Regions from separate parts of the Homo sapiens genome. Here all the other regions are linked to region 1. A link is a contact called in ENCODE Hi-C or POLR2A ChIA-PET data. All regions are on one chromosome and are shown on one strand. The core of a region is the stretch at or near the end of the contact, and the rest is flanking DNA. Distances in the headings are between cores, read along the strand shown.

The links. A loop is a pair of places that touch in the nucleus more often than their neighbours do. ChIA-PET counts read pairs that join two places held with the same protein, here RNA polymerase II (POLR2A). Pooled maps may share reads with other maps.
Region 2: a map of B cell shows a loop between it and region 1 (5-fold over the local background). The contact joins two enhancer-like sites. A Hi-C loop is called at or near these places in 3 of 168 maps with a recorded cell type or tissue (B cell and naive thymus-derived CD4-positive, alpha-beta T cell), 20 of 37 single-sample maps with no recorded cell type and 12 of 50 pooled maps. POLR2A ChIA-PET finds 5 or more read pairs at or near these places in 13 of 52 experiments (H1, OCI-LY7, activated B cell and 8 more).
Region 3: a map of PC-3 shows a loop between it and region 1 (6-fold over the local background). The contact joins two enhancer-like sites. A Hi-C loop is called at or near these places in 34 of 168 maps with a recorded cell type or tissue (CD14-positive monocyte, Calu3, GM23248 and 22 more), 5 of 37 single-sample maps with no recorded cell type and 23 of 50 pooled maps. POLR2A ChIA-PET finds 5 or more read pairs at or near these places in 10 of 52 experiments (AG04449, AG04450, CD4-positive, alpha-beta T cell and 7 more).

Annotation. Positions count from the first base shown.
Region 1 is chr10:3,763,168-3,767,760 of GRCh38, reverse strand. It overlaps LOC105376363 (a long non-coding RNA gene), which reads right to left. Exons shown (of 4, transcript XR_001747332.1): 2 at 4,368-4,593. Among named protein-coding and RNA genes, the nearest start is that of KLF6, 20 kb to the left of the region's middle. RefSeq lists enhancers at 740-1,939, 3,966-4,593. Within about 2 kb of position 2,485, at least 6 of the 41 ENCODE cell types and tissues checked have a DNase peak (open chromatin) inside an H3K27ac peak, as active enhancers do; they include CD14-positive monocyte and PC-3, where a contact is called at or near this core.
Region 2 is chr10:4,126,048-4,130,640 of GRCh38, reverse strand. No RefSeq gene overlaps it. Among named protein-coding and RNA genes, the nearest start is that of LINC00702, 120 kb to the left of the region's middle. RefSeq lists a silencer at 2,278-2,478 and an enhancer at 2,217-2,856. Within about 2 kb of position 2,465, at least 7 of the 41 ENCODE cell types and tissues checked have a DNase peak (open chromatin) inside an H3K27ac peak, as active enhancers do.
Region 3 is chr10:3,465,273-3,469,865 of GRCh38, reverse strand. The region is part of intron 3 of LINC02669 (long intergenic non-protein coding RNA 2669); the gene reads left to right. The region is part of intron 1 of LOC105376360 (a long non-coding RNA gene); the gene reads right to left. All of the region lies in intron 1 of LOC124902538 (a long non-coding RNA gene), which reads right to left. Among named protein-coding and RNA genes, the nearest start is that of LINC02669, 35 kb to the left of the region's middle. RefSeq lists an enhancer at 1,359-2,558. Within about 2 kb of position 2,270, at least 32 of the 41 ENCODE cell types and tissues checked have a DNase peak (open chromatin) inside an H3K27ac peak, as active enhancers do; they include CD14-positive monocyte and PC-3, where a contact is called at or near this core.

The DNA.
Region 1 (4,593 bases), core at 1,236-3,735:
TTTCTACTGCTTAGCTGTTGAGCAGTAGTGAGTGTCCGGTATGACCTCCCTGAAGCATAATGACGTTCCAGAAATGGATGGAATGTCCTGGGAGAGCCAGTGGCCACCTGTACTCTGAGCATCTTCACCCTTCTCCCTTCCTCCCTGGAGGATGAGTCCTTTGGACAAAGAATTGTGCATACAGTTGTCCCCCTTATCCCAGGGCGACACGTTTCAAGACTCCCAGTGGATGCCTGAAAGTATGGAAGCACCAAATCCTATATATATATACTATGATTTTTCCTATACATACCTACCTGTGATAAAGTGTAATTTATAAATTAGGCACAGTAAGAGATCACCTATAACATAATAAAATAAAACAATTACAACAATATACTCTAATAAAAGTTATGTGAATGTGGTCTCTTTCTCTTTCTCTCTCTCTTCCTCTCTCTCTCTCTAAATTTCTTCTTGTATTCACCTATTTTGAGACCTCACCTATTTTGGGACATCAGTTGACCACAGGCTACTGGAACTGCCAAAGGCGAATCCGCAGATAAGGGAAGATTACTGGATAAAATTTAATGGCTCTTGACTCCTCAGCCCCTAGGAATGCTCAATGTATGAATGAATGAATGAATGAACAATGAGCCTGATGTTGTCACTACTTTGCTCTCTTCTCCAACAGCATGGACGCATTAATTCTAAGCAGGATCTCTAAATAAAACCAGCAACTCATTTGATCCAAAATATCAGACCCCCTCTGGTTCCTGTTTTGCCTAGAAGGGTTTACATAAGACCAATCACTCATTTTCCATTTCATTCTCTTCCTTCTCCCCTTTCTCAGTAGATGGAAAGCCTATGGGAAAGACGACGTGGTTAGACAGCAGAAGACAATGACCAGGGATGTCCACACACCTGTCAATTCAGTTCTCAATAGTACAACACCAGGAAGAACCCCCACCTGGGAAAGAAAGGACCTGTGAGTGTCCTTTTATTTTGACTTCATATTAATTGAAAGGCTACCCCCCAAATTGACAAATGCATTTAATGCTCCAAGAAGATTCACAGGCCCCAGAACATAGCTACTCAGGGAAATGAAAGTGAAATCTTATTAAAGCACGTTTTTTGTTTGTCATTAAAATTTAAACAATCGGGTGTTTCGACGCATCACTTCTGTGCTAAATGCAAAACCTTTGTAATTCCGGATGTGAGTCTTTTGCACAGGAGACACACCTCGGGTTTTCCCAGATGACTCGTTAAAACGTTTACAAATCCCAAACCTCCTTTTTCACAAAGTGCTGCCTTTTCCTGCTTTTTACTTGCAAGCCACTTGATGTTTATTTGACTACATTAAAACAGAATGGTTGTCTTTTTTTCTTCAAGGTCAACCAGACAGTTAAGCTGTCACTGTTCATCATGTATTCATCTTAACGCAGAACATTGCAAAGTGCATGTTGTCTTTTTCCAGTTAAAGGTAACGTGTGATGCAGTCAGTGTTTCAGATGGAAAAATGGACTTTGAATCCCTGCGTCCCATCCGAGGGCAGACTGGGTCTGCCCCTCCTCCACCAGTGCAGTCCCCTGGGAGGGCTGCTGTGGGCAGTGAGTGAGGAGGCCAGGGCCGTGCCCAGTACAGTCCTGACGAGCCTCTGACCTCGCTCCACTTTTACCCCAATGGCTAACTTAGAGGCACGTTGTTTTGTTTCCAGTCCCACGTCCACCATTCCTTTTAGTAACTCTTTTCCATTTCATCACGTTTTCATGATCAGTCACAAGGAAATATTCAGATCTCAGCAACAAATTAAATGCACCGAAGCTCAAAGGCCTGGGTTCCAGAACCCAGCTCCCTACTAGCTCTGTGATGTGGGCCAACACACTACGTATCTGAAGGAGAAATTCTCATCTTCCTAAATTCGCGAGTTGGTGAGGAGCTCTCAAGAGCAAATGCATGGAAATGCACCTTTAACTGGGAGAATTGTGTTCAAATATGATGCAGCTGCTTCATCACCTCCCTCTGCTTCAGTTTGTCATTTGTAAAACTGGGGTTGAGGATAGCAAATGTGCTGGAAGATTGTCAGGATTAAAAATTGTATCTGCAAGGAGCTTAGCCCCAGTCCTGGCACAAAGGTGGGTGATGTATGTCACAGCCCCATGGGATCCAGATTGTAATTGTAATTTCTTCTTTGTAAAACAGGGAAAACGATTTAAAAAACTACCCTCCTACCCTTGTTGCAGGTGTACAGGACTCAGAAACAGAAAGATCTGGGGTGGGTCAAAAGCAGACACATGCACCCAGTTGGCATTCTCAGGATGTCTTGAGCCCTTCACTGTTTCTAGAAGGTGCCTGTGCTTTGCTGTCCCTGCCACCTGCTCCCTCTCTTCCATCAAGTTACCCTAAAATATGACAGACAGAAATGGGGACTGCTGGCTTTGGCCATGAAAACATCCGCCCGCTTCCGGCTTGCAGGGAATAACTTGTGGTTTCCTCTGCTGCACATGCAAGTCATGAAGACGATTTTCATCTTTGCTTCATCATCAGTCATAGCTCTTACGATCTGCCCACTTCTGAGAGTCCTTTTCTTAGAGAGGGACATGTACTGCTGGCAGAGGAGGAGCTCTCAGCGAAGAAAATGGCATTACTGAGCATTTGTTGAATTTTGCAGTGACCTCCTTGTTTTGAAACGATCAAATCAATCCTTATTTGTGTAACTCAGGAGTGCAGAGTGCATTGCCCACACTCTGTCACTGTGAGGGTCAGTGCTTGCTGTGGTTGAGGGATGAAGAAAACTTTGGATATCAAGTGGCCTCAGGGCAACAGAACAGGTTTTCAAGGGACTATCACCTTTCCCTAGCAAACAACAACAGTGGCAGCTACAAGGCAAATACGGAAATGATCTTTGGTGTGCACAGATCACAAAGTTTGCACCTGCACAATCGGCTGGTTATGAACTCGGAGAAATTTCTCTCTTGCATCCTGACTGTTCTTTCTTAGCCCATTGCCTGTGTGGTGGCCCATGCCAGCAGCCTCTTCTGTCCTGTTTCTACAAGTGCAGGGACGTTACTGACAAGCCCAGTCTCACACCCTGTATGGGCAAATGCCTAGAACAGGGCTTAAATGAGAAGACAGATGTGCTTCAGAGTCCAACAGATCTCTCAAATGCCAGCTCCAGAAGTTTCTAACCATGAGAACTGATTAACACATGGGAGCTTTAACCTCCCTCTTTCTAAAGTGGGCATGGGGATGTCTACTGCTCAGGTTTACTGAGAGGATGGGTGCAATTCTGTACTTGCCGTTCAAATCCAGGACAGCCCTGAGGCTGCTGCCCCAGATCCCAGGAGCTCAGGGTGCCTCTGTCTGCAGAGGCTGGAGAAAAATTTATCTCTTGGCAGAACTCAGCACTCAGCAAACAGAGTATTCTGCTTCAAATTCCAGTTCAATCCTGAGTTCTAGTATCTTAAAGATAGAGACCTGAGACCGTTCAGATATTGTGTCTAACTCCTGTAGAACTTAGAATCATGAAAAGATCCTACGCAACAGGTTCTGTTCAGTCCCTTGGCCAATTTCAGCATGGTGACTTTTTCTCTGCCTACGTGTCTAAAACACGATTTTTATTTAATCTTACATAATAAGATCACAGTGTCAGCATCAGAGCTGAGAGGAGAACTCAGGATTCTGGCTCCTATTCCTGCTTGCTTCCTACTGAATCATGTTCATCACAGCTTCTGTGACCTCAGAAACCTCAGGCAACTCACGTATGGGGAATGAAGAATGGATTGCAACAGCGTCAGCTCTCGCCTTATCTACCTGAATTTTTGACTTCCCTTGTTACTTCATGTTTATGCCTTTATTTCCCCTCCCATCATCCCTCCCCAAATCAAAGAGCCTTTACCTTGTATTTTATATATGTCCCAAACATAAGCTACCCTGGCTTCTAGAAAAATAGTGGCTGTGTACAAACCATCCTTCTGTGTGGCTGTCAAACCAGCTAGGGAACCCTCTGTTTGGCTACTAGATTTTTGCCTTGATCATAGAACATTTGAGATCTTTGATAAATGAATGGGTGTTATTTGAATTTTCTATATTTAAATTTATTTTTACACCCAGAAGCTGATCTCAAGCAAGACGTTCACATGCTAACTATTGGGTTGGGTGGCAGGCACCATTAAGAGAAGCAGCAATTCTCCTTCAGGTACTGTGGCATGAACAGAAAAAATAGTCATTGGCTAAGTTGTTGTTCTACATTAGGGTTACATGCTCATGACTGCAGAACACAAATGACCAGGATTTTAGTCTCACTGAGAGCAGGCTTTCATCCTGGAGCAGCTTTTGGGGCCCAGGATCTGACCTCTGCAGGGGGACTGAGCAAGGCTGCAGTGACTCACCTCCCTGCACTCGCACCCACAGATGGTCCTGAGTCAGAAGCCTGGCACCTGGGTCGGGCAGCCGGGTAAGAGTGTGCACTTTCATCGTCTATTCATACCCGTCCTGGGAAAATCTTTCCAGCCTGGGAAATGGCAACCTGACACGTTTCACCGGGACTCAACTTCCTGAGCGTATGCACAGAAAACCCCACACCCTTCACCTTTATTGAACAAGGAGGGAGCCCGA
Region 2 (4,593 bases), core at 1,216-3,715, 360 kb before region 1:
CTTCAAGTCTGCCATTGTTTATCAGAAAAGAATGTTTGTAAAGCTATCAGAATGGTAGTGGTCTGGGTTGCAAATCAGAGCTTTGAGGGGTCTGATAGCAACCATTGTGAGGGAGCTTAGCGAGTGTGGTTTGTTTTGTACCTGTGTAAATTTGGAAATTTGCCACACCAGCCAGGCTCTGAACCTTTGAGACATAGGTAACTCCGTTCCCTTTAGCTTAGGGTCCATGTTTGTCGATATAGGGGTGTCTATTTCGATCTCTCATATCACAGACATGATGATATTGTGGCAGCTGTACCACATCCCTGCCACAGAAGCAGCTGTTCTATCAAGACAAGGACCTGCCATCCCTGCCGCTGCATTGGTTAGAATAAGTCAGTCACAGGTCTCACCACTCTAGAGGAGGCCACCACTCTAGGATGGGATTCCTGCGGTCGCTTCTCAGCGTCTCTCACCATCTAGACAGCACAAGTCATAGGGGCATGGAGCCCCCGATCGCAGGTCTGCAACTGAATTTTGCCCGTAGATCATTTAGTGGGAGAGTCAAAGTGCCAAAATAAACATTGTGTTACACGCAGATTCCACAATATTTATTTTTTGACTCATAATCCATTTCTTTCCTTATCGAATGATCATTATCTCATTGTAATTAACAGTTGCCAATGCTCCCACTTGTACTTTTTTTTTTCCTTGTGAAGAAAACCATCCCATAAATAGCAAGTGCAAAGTGGTAGTGCCACAGTGGAGTTACTGTTTTTTCCCCCTTCTTGTACATGAAGAAAATTTTACATCTGTAGTTGATGCCTTTACTGGCTTCTCAATTAGTGGAAACAAATTTGTCATTGCAGACAGTAGCTCCAGTGACTTGTGGCTAATGGATTCACCCTTTGAGCAGAACTTTATGATCCAAAACAGCCTATCCCACACTTGTGTTTTTCAAGCTATTGATAGGTGCACCTTGAGTGAAGGGGATGGAGGTGGGAGAGGGAGAGATGTCAGAATCAAAAAACATTGTGAAATCTTGAGATTTTGTTTGTTTTTTTTTTAAGTTAAAAAGATTTCTCAACACTTTACACTGATGTGTTTTGTGAAATGTTCAGAGGTGGATATTGCTTTCCGTATAGATTGTTCAACAAAATTTGAGGCCATTATTTTGGACTAAACTCCTGCGATCGCAACAGACCAGACAAATCATAGTGGGGTCACCCAGGCTTACCAAACCCAAACCCAAACTGAGCAGTTCTCTGCCCTCTGAGGAACCAGGAGAGAGATAGCCTAACTTCCTGAACAGGACAGGTTTAGTCTTCAATGGGCAGGATAATGAAGTTCCCTGTGTTTAAATCCTTAATCTGAAGTCACATCATGTGAACTCATCAGTTTTTCTATTGTTTCTTCTTTCTGGCCCCAGTTGTTACAGGAAAGCGATTCTGATCCAGACCCCAAGAGAGGGTTCTTGGATTTCGCGTAAGGAAGAATTCAGGGTGAGTCTGCAGTGCAAAGTAAAAGCAAGTTTATTAAGAAAGTAAAGTGGTGAAAATACGGCTACTCCACAGACAGAGTAGGACAGACCCGAAAGTAAGAGGAGGAATGTGTCCACCCTAGGTACAATACTTGTATATGTAGGATAAAAAAGATCATGAAGAGATAAGCTCTGCTACAAGGGTTTGTGATAAAGGATTAATTTTCTCAATTACTATATTTTGCAAGAATCGATATTATTATCTTTAAAGCAAAATTAGGAATGCCTTTGTTCTCCAGATATCGGGATATCTAGACACTCCCGAGTCTGGGTCTGCTTAATAAACATCTAGAAGCTAAGGATGCCTGACTTTCTGGAAATGCAGCTCAGCAAGTCCCAGCCTCGTTTTCCTAGTCCTCACTCAAGATGGAGTCGCTGTGGTTCAAATGCCTCTGACACAGTGGCTTACAAGGAAAGTAACTTGGAAGCACCCAATACACTTTTTATTCTTTGTTTCTCTTTCTTCAGCCCTTTTTCTATCTGTAAAGCCAATCTCCTGTGTTCAGTTCATTGGAACACATATTCCATTTTAGAGAATATAGTGCTGCCTGATTCTAGGATGTCAATAAAGCCAATTGGCATCTTGGAACGGAATTTGTTGTCATTTTGTCTTTTGCAAGATGAAGGTTTCTTGAGCAAAACCATCATGGTGGAGGGGCTTCCGCACAGTGCCTGTTGATGAAATCAAGAGCATGAGGGACTCCTTCAGGAAAATCCTTCAGAGATCTAATTAGAAAGAAACCTGTCCCAAAGCTTGGCACATTAGTGATGCAGGCTACATATTTATTTCCTATAAATTCTGAATTGTAAACTTGGTAACAAATAGTAACTGGACTTCAGAGTCTGGTGACCTTTAGAGGCTGTTGACTGCAAGTATTCATGGATTAACTGTGCTGAGGCTGGAGGGTACAGTGACCCAAGGTTAACTACATGAGCCAGGGCTTTCGCAGCTTCCTCATTTTGTTGACTCTGTACCAGGAAACCAAAGCTCCTTCCTCTGAAATGAATGGTTCTTATTTGCATAATGGCCTCCTTTTGTTCACTTTGCAGAGGCAGTTGATTACATTAGAATACTTCAAACACAGCATTGATCTATCAGGCTAATAATTTTCTGATAAGGCCCATGAATTTTCCCTCTGACCTTTTTTGCTAATGACCACGGTCTGTGAATTGTGGAATGAAGCGTATGGGTTGTTTGTGTCTGCAGATTCTAGAAGACAAAACATTACAACCTATATAATAAACCACAATTTTAAAAGCTGGTTCTTTGTTTGAGTTGGAGCAGGTTAGTCTGCATTCGGTAAAATCTAGCTTGCCCACAAATTCCGAAAAGCAGGTGGCTAAGTAAAATGTATAGGTTTATTCCTCTCACGCATGAGTCAAATCCAGAAGAGAGTGGTCCCAGCACTGTGTTTGAATCTCTGCACCCTGCAATCCCAGTTCCTTTTAGTGGTCACTTTGAAATGGCCTTTGCAAAATTATGACTGAGACAGTGAAAGAGATCTAACCTAACTGACTCCATCTTGCTTTTAACCTCTAAGCTGTCCGTGTTCCTTCCTGGGTGTAGGCTGAAGTAACTTTGGGAGGAACTTGGTTTATAGTGGTTTTTTTGTTGTTTGTTGGTTGGTTGGTTGGTTTTTCCAGACAGAGTCTTGCTCTGTTGCCCAGGCTGGAGTGCAGTGGCTCCATCTTGGCTCATTGCAACCTCCACTTCCCGGGTTCAAGCGATTCTCCTGCCTCAGCCTCCTGAGTAGCCAGGACCCACCACCTGGCCCCAGTTAATTTTTGTATTTTTAGTAGAGATGGGGTTTTACCATGTTGACCAGGCTAGTCTTGAACTCCTGACCTCAAGTGATCTGCCCACCTCAGCCTCCCAAAATGCTGGGATTACAGGTGTGAGCCACCATGCCTGGCCAGTTTATAGTTTATAGTTCAAAACAAAAACTATTAACAGCCCTTTCCCAAAACAAACCACCTTCTTGCCTGGGGACTAGACTGCCTTTGTAGAACTAAGAAATTACACACGAGATTGGAAATCATGATTTAGGAGTCAGGCAGCTGGAGGCTACAAGATTCTAACCCTCTCTACGCTGCTCCTAAGATCAGCGCTTGAGATATTTTGCAGCCCCTGCACTTGATGGATCAGCTGCCACCGCCAGCTCAATAAACTGGCTCATCTGATCTTGTGGCCCCCACCTGGGAACTGACTCAGCACAAGAAGACAGCTCCGACTCCCTATGATTCCCTCTCAGACCAATCAGTACTCCAGGATCCCTGGCTTCCCCTTACCCACTAAGTTGTCCTTAAAAATTCTGATCCCTGAATTCTCAGGAAGACTGATTGGAGTGATAATAAAAATCCTGCCTCCAGCACAGCTGGCTCTGCATAAATTACTCTTTCTCTATTGCAACTCCCCTGTCTTGAGAAATTGGCTCTGTCTAGGCAGCAGGCGAGGTAAACCCACTGGTTGGTTACAACTTGATTAGGTCAGATCCACCCAGGTTAATCTCCCTTTTTAAAAATAAAATGTTACCTCTAATCAAAACTAATCACAGGAGTGATAGCCGATCCTCTTCACAGCCCTAGATGATACAGGACTTGTACAGCAGGGAGAGGAATTTTGGGAGGCACCTTAGAATTCTGCTTGTCACAGCAGGCCAACAAATATGGTCTTTATTCCAGGTGGTATGTGCCATGCAAAATGTATGAAGAACCAACAACTCTGAGAGAGATGTAATCATAGTAGGTTTATTCCCCAATACATGCACCAAGTCCACACAGCAAGATAGGGGCTTGCACCAGAGTAAGAGATTTAATTGTACAGTCACTGAATGAGGAGACAGGAGGAAACCTCTAATCCATCTCCACAAAGAATTTAGGGTTAGGATTTTTCAGGGTTTTGGAATGGGCCAAAGTGAAAAGATCATTGACTGATCAATGAGTGCAAGAAGAAGCTGTATTCTCATGCTGAGTCCATTCCTCTGTGGCTCTTCAAATTGGTTGCCCAAATTCAGGTCTGAAGAACACCTTAAGCAATCCTTAAACTAAAGCCTTATAATTCTAATGTCAGAGAT
Region 3 (4,593 bases), core at 1,021-3,520, 300 kb after region 1:
CCAGGGATACCGAGGATGACTGTATTCAAGCTGAAACTTGGCCCACAGTTGGGAAAACATCCAGTTTTCAAGGTGGTACCTTCAGCTGTTTCACAGGAAAGATCAACTTGGCCTTTTTCTTTGGGAGCCAGACACAAAGCAGTGTCTTCCTTCAGGTTCACTGCTACAGAAAACCTGCACGTCTTTTCCCTCAATAATTGAGGTGTTGGTGTTCCTTCTCCTTCTCTGCCCACATTTTGCTCTGACTCAAATTCCTCAAATAAGAGTGAGATAGCACAGACTGGGAAAAATCCAACTCTCAGGAGAGTTCGAGGCCTGGCAGCGTCAATGGCGGGCATGTCCAAGCCTCTCCCTGTTGGAGCTGATTCTGTTCAAGACAGGGAGCAGCTGATGCTTTGGGGAACTGAAGTGGGGACCCCCCCACACACCATCTCTACTCCCACCCGCTCTCGGACCCGAGTGGGAACAGCTGTTTCAGCAAGACTGAAATATTAGACTTAGCTGCGGTTTAGTCCTGTCCTAGACTCTGCAGAACTTTTTTTGGCTCTTTGCAAGGGCGTAATGAGTCATGCATTTCACAAGCATTTTCTAAAACGGGGAAACGCCTCCCTATTTGAAATAAGATTCTCCTATGAAAAGAAACTGTGTCAAAAACACCAAAGGACTAATCCACGCACTGTGTAACTTTCATTCCCCCTGCTTGAGTCTCTGCTGAAGACCGGTTTTAACTGTTAGAGGCCTGAAACCCAATCCTGTTATAAATCAAGAAGCCAAATTCCCTTTGGGCTTACATCAGAGCAAACAAATCAGTGCCTCCTCTAATACTAAAGATTAGGTCACAGGCCAGAGGAAACCTAACCTGCTTTGTGGGTTTAGAGCTGCAAGAGCTGTACAAAAAGAAAGAAAGAAAGAAAGAAAGAGGAGAGAGAGAGAGAGAGAGGGAGAAAGAAAGAAAGAAAGAAAGAGAGAGAGAGAGAGAAAGAAAGAAAGAAAGAAAGAAAGAAAGAAAGAAAGAAAGAAAGAAAGAAAGAAAGAAAAAAAGCTCTTGGCCTAACCCTTAACCAAATGTGAAGTGCGTGTCATAGGTGGATGGAATGTCATTCTGCTCCTTGAAATCATCATTTTTAGCAACAGATTCATATCACAGTCACTTTTCCATGATGGCATCTCCACATTATTTTGACCCTTAATAACCATCCCAGGCACCAAAAGCAATCATCAGGTTCTATCACAAGCACTTTTCTGATACCTTAAAAATTTTCAGAGTCTGGGGCTGGTAATTTCTCTTTATGTCCCTGTAAACCCCAAATCAATCTCGACTTCCCTGCCCTTTCATCCAACTGATGCTGAGAACTTTCTCCCCAAAGAAAGAAAAGCCAGGCATTCAGAGTCAGATGTGGTGTGGACTGTTTCTGGTTAGATGACTCAGCCCATTTTTGTGGATTTCCCAAGATGCTTTCTGAAATTCTGTTGAAAAATATCTTGTGTGATCTGGTAACAAATTAAACAAAAGACAAACCACCAAATGCTTGCCTGTTTGAAAAGGCCAACCACAAAATACTCCGATTCACGGTGACCTATCGTGGGGGAGAAGCAGCTCTGGATCATCAGATAAATTCTAACTTCCACAAACCCCGGCTCCCTGGACTCCTTTCTGAGGCTTCATGAAAGATAGAGGGGGGTTTCACATAACTGCATTTCAAATAACTCTAAGGCTCATGACACCAAGATACTTTTTAAGGTTTTAGAAAACTTGCCCTCCTCTGCTGACCATGCCAAGATGCACTGGTGGCTTTGGTTTGCCTTATTTTGCCATCTTCAGTTTTAAAAGTATTGAGAGACAGAGGATGCTTGTTTGTTTTCATTTTGTTTTAATTCCAGAAGCTAAGTAATCACTTAATATATATTTTCTTTGACAATTAACAAAAGTGATTCATACTTTTTGTGGAAGTCTATTTTCTTTCCAGCAGCACACGCCCACATTTCTTTGGTGACTTACAGAGCAGAACAATAAGCACCGAATCTGTTTTTCACCAACCAGGATTCCTCGCCAGGCTTTTCCCAGCATACTCACGCAGATGGAATTTCTGGCTCACGCTTCGTCCTTTTGCTGTTGTTGTTGTGTTTGTTGAGGTTGTTGTTAGGTGTTTTCCTCTGAACTGAAAAAGGGATATATCTATGCTCTCCCTGATCTCTCGGGAAGCTGACAAAACAAAGAAGCGTACGTGCCCAGCACACACAGCCCCGCCCAACCCTGTGGTGTAGTTTGTCCTGCCCAAACACATGAACCACAAAGTGCGCTCATTCACAAACACACAACTTCCTTTCCTGAACAACAGCGCCTCCCGCTCCCGCTGGAAAGGGTGTCCCCAGCTGTCTGGGAGATGTCCTGCCCCGCCGCACGGGGGTGGAATTTGCAGTTTTGCAGAGGAGTCACCAAGACGAGGCAATTTGCTTGCTCTTGGTAAAGTTGTTTTGTTGTTGTTGCCGTTGATTCTATTTCTCTTTCTGGAACTGAAATGTTGGCCTTTGGAGAATTCCTGCGCTATAAGGAGTACACAGACTTGGGAAAACTTAGCACACCAAGAGAAGGAGTGGCACTATGTGTTTTGCCAAAACCCATCTGAAATTTCCTGTTTTCCACGTTTGGGATGTAACGTTAACTTTTAGGGTCAGAGTTGCTCTCTCCCGGGGAAGTTGCAACTTTTTATTCCTGACTTCTTCAAGGGCTTGTGAAAGATCTCCAATGTGCTTCTACAAAAGATACAAATGCCTTTTTAAGAAAACCCTCTGTGAGCTGCACTCATTGGATCTGAAACCAGATGCATTCAATTTGCCTTTAAGTCTTCACCAGCTCATCCTCAAGGTAAACAAAGAAAACTCAAGCAAGTGTACAAAGAATTTTATTTTGCCCTTGAAGATAGTAAAACAACTTCAGACATTGAATAGTCTGTGAACAATCAAAAAAGTTACACTAACATCTAATATTTAAAATGGCTTCAGTCAGTAAGAACCTAAATGTCATAATTTTCATTCTATATAGACTTTATTAATGACTGTTAGAGTATACAATGTGTGTGTATATTTATATACATACACTGAATGTTAGAATATATAATGTGTGTGTGTGTATATATATATATATACACTGAATGTTAGAATATATAATATACACACACATTATATATTCTAACATTCATTAATAAAGTCTATATCTATTAATGGCATTATATATATTAAAGACCTAATATATAATGATACTTTTATTGCCAAAAGGGAAAACTGCAAAAAAATAGATATTTTTACATTTTTAAGAACAAAGTCGAGGTCAGGCACGGTGGCTCACGCCTGTAGCTGGTGGCTCACGGCCTCCAGCACTTTGGGAGGCCGAGGCAGGCAGATCATGACGTCAGGAGATCGAGACCATCCTGGCTAACACGGTGAAACCCCGTCTTTACTAAAAATACAAAAAATTAGCTAAGCATGGTGGTGGGCGCCTGTAGTCCCAGCTACTCGGAAGGCTGAGGCAGGAGAATGGCATAAACACGGGAGGTGGAGCTTGCAGTGAGCTGAGATCAGGCCACTGCATTCCAGCCTGGGCAACGGAGCGAGACTCCGTCTCACAAAAAAAAAAAAAAAAAAAAAAAAAAAAAAAAAAGAACAAACTCTAATGGTTCCGAAAAGATGAAAAACTCTATATTGTTAGTTGTTTCTGAATAGAGAAGTACAAATACAAGCAATGAGATAAGATTAGATTCTGTAGAAACTTCCTGAGAAGCCAGTCTCCAATCTATAATCTCCTTATTCTTTCCTTCAAATCTTAAACCAACTGAATACAGATTTTAGCTGAAATATAGCCATATACATAACACCATTTACTCTAAAAATTTCCTCCATGAAACTTAAAGTTGAAAATAGAAACACTGCCCACGTTCCCTGAAAAATCACCCTATAATTATTCCGGAAAATGCTCAGATGGGTCCTACGTGGTGTAAAGCAGAGGAAAGCTCTGACCACTTGGTGACCTGGCTGCCTCCGGCATGTGCCACGTGCATGAAAACAGGAGGGAGGCACGCACTCTGTGATGGTGCCATGGCTGGGGCCTGAGCCGCCCCGTTCCTATCCTGTCACCCCCATCTCCCGCGCAGGCTTCTAGCTGTGAGCAGTGGTTCTAGGCACCCCTGTTTATATTCACTCATGTTCCTGCAGGTGAGCTTTCATTCCTGAAGTTTGTGTAATGCTGAAGTTACAGTTTTACAAGCAACGTTGAAAACGGCTTCCTGCTGTAACTTTCAGGAAGAGGAAGAGCTGTGTTAAGCCAAACTCTGGAGGCCAGTGACTGCATGTTTGCTTCCACAGGAGGCTGGTCCGAACTGCAGCTTGTCCTCACAGCCAGGAGAATGTTTGTCCAGAGATCACTTTAAAAAATGCTCATCAGGTTGACAGTTATAAGACCATAATATGAGGACTTCACCCTGCTGATGAGGGAGACTCAGAGAATGAGAAAAGTACAGCTTTGGTAACTTTTGAATGAGTTCCATACTTGTCATAAACACAGACCAACCCAAGTAAACTCCAGAGTTCAACTGTGAC